Regions from separate parts of the Homo sapiens genome. Here region 1 is linked to region 2. Evidence: chromatin loops called from intact Hi-C (ENCODE). Cell type or tissue: CD4-positive, alpha-beta T cell. All regions are shown on one strand. Links, peaks and the distances in the headings refer to the core of each region. The heading gives the core; the rest is flanking DNA.

Region 1 (2,888 bases), core at 389-2,888, 160 kb before region 2:
CCCTGGGCAATTACAATAGACTCCCCCAGCTTCCTCACAGCAGTCAGAACCTTCCCTGTCACCTCCGGGGCCACTTTTCTGAAATGATTCAATGTGTGTCTCTGTCACTCCCTGTGTCAACCCTGCCATCCCTCTCACCATCAGAGCCAGCTGTCAGCACAGGCTTCAGCCTGCAGGTGAGCAGATGCGGCTGACCTCCCGCCCTGCCTCCTGGCCCTCCCCACCTGCCCTCTCTCACCCACACCGAGTTTCTGCCGATTCCCTGAGCCCCCCGTGCACCTTTCCTGCCCCTGCCCGTGGCCTTCTGCACCCTCATCTAACGAGATTTGGAAGGAGGGCTCCAGACCCGGGTGGGGGCATTATTCTGTGCTCCCCCAACCCCCACTGGCCTCCACCCTGGCACAGGCCGCCTTACCATGTGTTTCTCCTCTCAGGAACGGCGACAAAACCATTGTGCTCAGCAACGGGCAGAAAGAAATCCACACAGCCCGGTTCAAGAGGAGGGAGTACCCGGATGGCACCGTCAAGACTGTGTATTGCAGCGGCTGTCAGGAAACCAAGTATGCCTCCGGGAGGGTTAAGATCAAAGATGAAGCTGGAAATGTCGTCCTGGACGAGAAGCAGATGAGCCCTCAACACGCAGCATCACATGGGAAATGCCAATTGCAGATTTTTGCTAAAACAGACAAAAACTAATAACATATTAGCTGCCCTAAATGATCTTGGAGAGCCACCAAAACTTTAGGACTACCCAAGTCATCTAGAAATTGCAAAGGAAAAGACATTCTCTCCCCTATTTAGGAAACTTGGTTAGAGCAGCACACGTCAGAGAACAGAAGGCTCACAAAAGAACGATTTCTTGTCTTCTGCTAGCTTTTGAATATTTTGCTCTTGCTTCTCTAGTTCTTTTAATTGTGATGTTAGGGTGTCAATTTTAGATCCTTCCTGCTTTCTGATGTGGGCATTTAGTATTATAAATTTTTCTCATAACACTGCTTTAGCTGTGTCCCATATATTCTGGTACATTGTCTCTTTGTTCTCATTTGTTTCAAAGAACTTTGTTATTTCTGCCTTAATTTCATTATTTACCCAGTAGTCATTTAGGACCACGTTGTTCAATTTCCATGTAGTTGTGAGGTTTTGAGTGAGTTTCTTAATCCTGAGTTCTAATTTGATTGCACTGTGGTTTGAGAGGTTGTTTGCTATGATTTCAGTTCTTTTGCATTTGCTAAAAAGTGTTTTACTTCCAATTATGCAGTCGATTTTAGAATAAATACTATGTGGTGCTGAGAGGAATGTATATTCTGTTGATTTGGGGTGCAGAGTTCTGTAGATGTCTATTAAGTCTGCTTCATCCAGAGCTGAGTTCAAGTCCTGAATATCCTTGTTAATTTTCTGTCTCATTGATCTGCCTGATATTGACAATGAGGTGTTAAAAGTTTCCCACTATTTTTGTTTGGCAGTATATGTCTCTTTGTATTTCTCTAAGAATTTGCTTTATAAATCTGGGTGCCCCTGTATTGGGTACATATATATTTACGATAGTTAGCTCTTCTTGTTGCATTGATCCCTTTACCTTGTTGCATTGATCCCTTTACCATTATGTAATGCCCTCCTTTGTCTTTTTTGATCTTTGTTTAAAGTCTGTTTTATCAGAGACTAGGATTGCAACCCTGCTTTTTTTGCTTTCCATTGGCTTGGTAAATATTCCTCCATCCCTTTATTATCTCACACGTCTTTGCATGTGAGATGCATCTCCTGAATACAGCACACTGATGGGTCTTGACTCTTTATCCAATTTGCCAGTCTGTGTCTTTTAATTAGAGCATTTAGCCCATTTACATTTAAGGTTAATATTGTTATGTGTGAATTTGATCCTGTCATCATGATGCTAGCTGATTATTTTGCACATTAGTTGTTGCAATTTGTTCATGGTGTTGTTGGTCTTTATATTTTGGTGTGTTTTTTGCAGTGGCTGCTAATGGTTTTTTCCTTCCATATTTGGTGCTTCCTTCAAGAGCTCTTGTAAGGCAGGCCTGGTGGTGACAAAATCCCTCAGCATTAGCTTGTCTGTAAAGGATTTTATTCATTATGAAACTTAGTTCGGCTGGATATGAAATTATCGGTTGAAAATTCTTTTCTTTAAGAATGTTGAATATTGGCCCCCCACTCTTTTCTGGCTTGTATGGTTTCTGCAGAGATATCCAGTCTGATGGGCTGCCCTTTGTAGGTAACCTGACTTTTCTCTCTGGCTGCCCTTAACATTTTTTCCTTTGTTTCAAATTTGGAGAATCTGACAATTATGTGTTTTGTTGTTGCTCTTCTCGAGGAGTATCTTAGTGGTGTTTTTTGTATTCTCTGAATGTGAATGTTTGCCTGTCTTGCTAGGTTCGGGAAGTTCTCCTGGATCATATCTTGAAGTGTGTTTTCCAACTTGGTTCCATTCTCCCCATCACTTTCAGGGACCCCAATTAATTGTAGGTTTGATTGTTTCACGTAGTCCCATATTTCTTGGAGGCTTTGTTTGTTCCTTTTCATTCTTTTCTCTAATCTTGTCTTCTGGCCTTATTTTATTAAGTTGATCTTCGATCTCTGATATCCTTTCTTCTGCTTGATCAATTCAGCTATTGATACTTGTGTGTGCTCCATGAAGTTCTCATGCTGTGTTTTTCAGCTCCATCAGGTCATTTATGTTCCTCTCTAAACTGGTTATTTTAATTAGCAGTTCGTGTAACCTTTTGTGAAGTTTCTTAGTTTCCTGGCATTGGGATAGAACATGAACCTTTAGCTCAGAGGAGTTTGTTATTATCCACCTACTGAAGCCTACTTCTGTCAGTTAGTCAAACTCATTCTCCATCCAGTTTTGTGCCCTTGCTGAAGAGGAAGTG
Region 2 (2,916 bases), core at 256-2,755:
GAATGGGATCAGCACATTTACTAAAGGGACCCCAGAGAGCTGTCTCGCCCGTTCCACCATGTGAGGCTGCAATGAGAAGATGCCGTCTGTGAACCAGGCAGCAGCCCTCACCAGACAGTGAAGCTGCCGGCACCTTCGTTATGGACTTCCAGCCCCAACACCGTTGTTGACAAGCCAGCCAGTCTATGGCACTTTGCTATGGCAGCCTGAACAGGATAAGGCACACTCCATAAAGAACCGGTATTCAACATGCATTTTTGTACCTGCTCTTATCATTTTTTTATTTACACTTGAACATCTTGCTCTGGGCAGAATGATCTCGGTCTCATTAAAGCACAAAATTTAGATTCTCCCAACTTTGCTCAAGTGATCTCCCTGGCTGAAAGTTTCCTTTCCCACCCATACGCTGTCTGACTCCCTGAGTCCCTATGTTTGAGGTCAAATCTCCATTATGAACCCCACAGTCGGTGCCCTCTGCTTCTGAATGCTTTTGACTCTTGCTATGGTAAACATTCAACTTGACATTTTCATATTGATTTGCAGTTTTCAGCTGGATAATAAATTGTAGGAAAGAGCCATAATTCACCCTCTATGGTATCCTCCAGGGATGAATAACAGTGATTTTCACCTTGTACTGGAGACAGAACCCTTGGACGCTGAGGAACTCACTGTGGAGCCTGCTGAAATACTGCTGCACTGCTTCTATTTCATTACAGGAACAGGAAGGTGATTACAGTGCCTGCATGTGGGGTGCATTCACAGCTGCTTGATGTGTTTGTGAAAAAAAGAAAAGCTGCCAAGTTAAACTTAATTGATGAGTTTCCATTTGTTCTTTTTTTCATTGAGATGGAGTCTCTCTCTGTTGTCCAGGCTGGAGTGCAGTAGTGTGATCTCAGCCCATTGCAGCCTCCACCTCCAAGGTTCAAGCGATTCTCCTGCCTCAGCCTCCTGAGTAGCTTGGATTACAGGCATTCGCCACCACACCTGGCTAATTTTTGTATTTTTAGTAGAGACAGGGTTTCACCATGTGAGCAAGGCTGGTCTCGAACTCCTGACTTCAAGTAATTTGTCCACCTCGGCCTCCCAAAGTGCTGGGATTACAAGCGTGAGCCACCACACATGGCCTCCATTTGTTCTTTTAATATCCATTTGCTTCTTTTTCGTTTGTATTGTCAACTGTTAGCAGTTTCTGGCAGATAAGGGGCAGCACACACACACACACACATATACGTGTGTGTGTGTCTGTCTCTGTGTGTGTGTGTGTGTGTGTGTGTGTGTGTATTTAGAGACAAGGCCTCTCTCTGTCACCCAGGCTGGAGTGCAATGGTGTGATCATGGCTCACTGCAGCCTCAGACTCAGAGCTCAAGTGATCCTCCTGCCTCAGCCTCCCGAGTAGCTAGGACTATAAGAGCATGCCATGATGCCCAGCTAATATTTTATTTTTTGAAGGAATAGGGTCTTGGTATGTTTCCCAGGTGGTCTCTAACTCCTGGCCTCAAGAGACCCTCCCGCTGTGGCCTCCCAAAGCACCAGTATGTTTCCCAGGTGGTCTCTAACTCCTGGCCTCAAGAGACCCTCCCACTGTGGCCTCCCAAAGCACCAGGATAACTAGTGTGAGCACCATGCCCAGCCCACAAACTGTATTTAAGCAAAATGAATACAGTGAAGAATCTGACAACTGAGGAAAAATTCTACCCCTTAAAATAATTTTTAGCACAAAATGGTAAAAGATTGTTTTCCGGTTGTATATTAATGGAACACCCTGCAGAAACTGGGGGCTCTTCTTTGGGTCAACAGCTGAGAGCAACTGAATTCTGCCTGGTACATATCAATGCCTGACTCTTGGCTGATTTGTATGAATGTATAAGAACCATGCATGAGACACACAATTGCACCTGTAAAATGGAAGGAGTGGGAAACAATGGGACTTCTGTTTCACTCTGTTCTTGAAATATCAGCCATAGGCAGAACTGTTGAATGTCTGATAAATATATCCAAGAACAGTAACAGAACTTAGAATTCCTGCTGGAAAATTAACTGATCAGAGACCTTCTACATGGACCAGCTGACAGTCAAAGTTTTAGGTCTTTTAAACAAAAATAAAATACAGACCTATAAATACTTTTCTTTTTCAGAAGACTGGCGTTAATATTAATCAATCGCTCAGCATGGCCTTTGCAAACTAGCAAGTGTAATTTTTCTTTGTCGAATGTTTGCTGGAGGTCACTCAAGAAAACAAATGCTCTAGTGCCCACTTTGCTGCTATGTGCCCAGTCAGAGCCTAAATGACAGCTTGTGAAGGCAAAAATTCTAACAAGACACACAGCTGCACTGGCTGAAATATTAGGACAAAAAGAAAAAGGGTGGGAGCCAGGAATTCACAGGACAATGTGAGTCTCAGCAGCTTCAAGGGCCCATCTGGAGGTCCGTTGTGTCACGGAGGAGCAGATGCCCCACAGCGGCCTTGATTCTGCCCTGGCAATGGGGCAGATCAGACATCCCAGCCACACATCCACTACAAATACCGAGGAATGCTCAAGCAAATCACAAAATCCCTGGGAAATGAGCACCCAAGTTCATGGAAGGGGCTACAAATCCCAGAGGGTGCTGGAACGCAGACTCGAACCTGACCTGCAGCTGCCCTGGTGACCTCTGCAGTCTCCAGGAGGTTTGACCCTTAGTCGCTCTGCTGGGATAGGATGAAGGGCTTTGTCTGGGAATTGGAACTGCATCCATGCTTAAAGAGGACACTCTCTGAAGGTTAGAGCCCCAAGGAAAGAGGGAACTAGAAAATATCTCCCTGCCGGCAGATGGAGAGCACAAAGGAGTGTTGCTGTCTCTCTCTGAGCTCTTTCCAAAGAATGTGTCACTACAGGGTGACCCTCATTTACCCTTAGCAATTGCAGTTCTGCTAC

The links. Hi-C counts contacts between places; a loop is a spot of excess contacts. Peaks named below come from ENCODE experiments on the same cell type or tissue, not always from the same donor. Only the 100,000 strongest peaks of a DNase experiment are listed, where the experiment ranks them.
Region 1: a loop joins it to region 2, with 16 times the contacts of the local background. A loop is called at or near these places in 18 of 110 quality-filtered maps.

What each region holds. Positions count from the first base shown.
Region 1 is chr6:167,196,056-167,198,943 of GRCh38, forward strand. It overlaps LOC124901462 (a long non-coding RNA gene), which reads right to left and starts at 850. Exons shown (of 2, transcript XR_007059877.1): 1 at 416-850. It also overlaps the pseudogene TCP10L2. In CD4-positive, alpha-beta T cell, for the core only: no CTCF peak of the experiment used is centred there; no DNase peak of the experiment used is centred there.
Region 2 is chr6:167,360,703-167,363,618 of GRCh38, forward strand. No RefSeq gene overlaps it. Among named protein-coding and RNA genes, the nearest start is that of TTLL2, 37 kb to the left of the region's middle. In CD4-positive, alpha-beta T cell, for the core only: no CTCF peak of the experiment used is centred there; no DNase peak of the experiment used is centred there.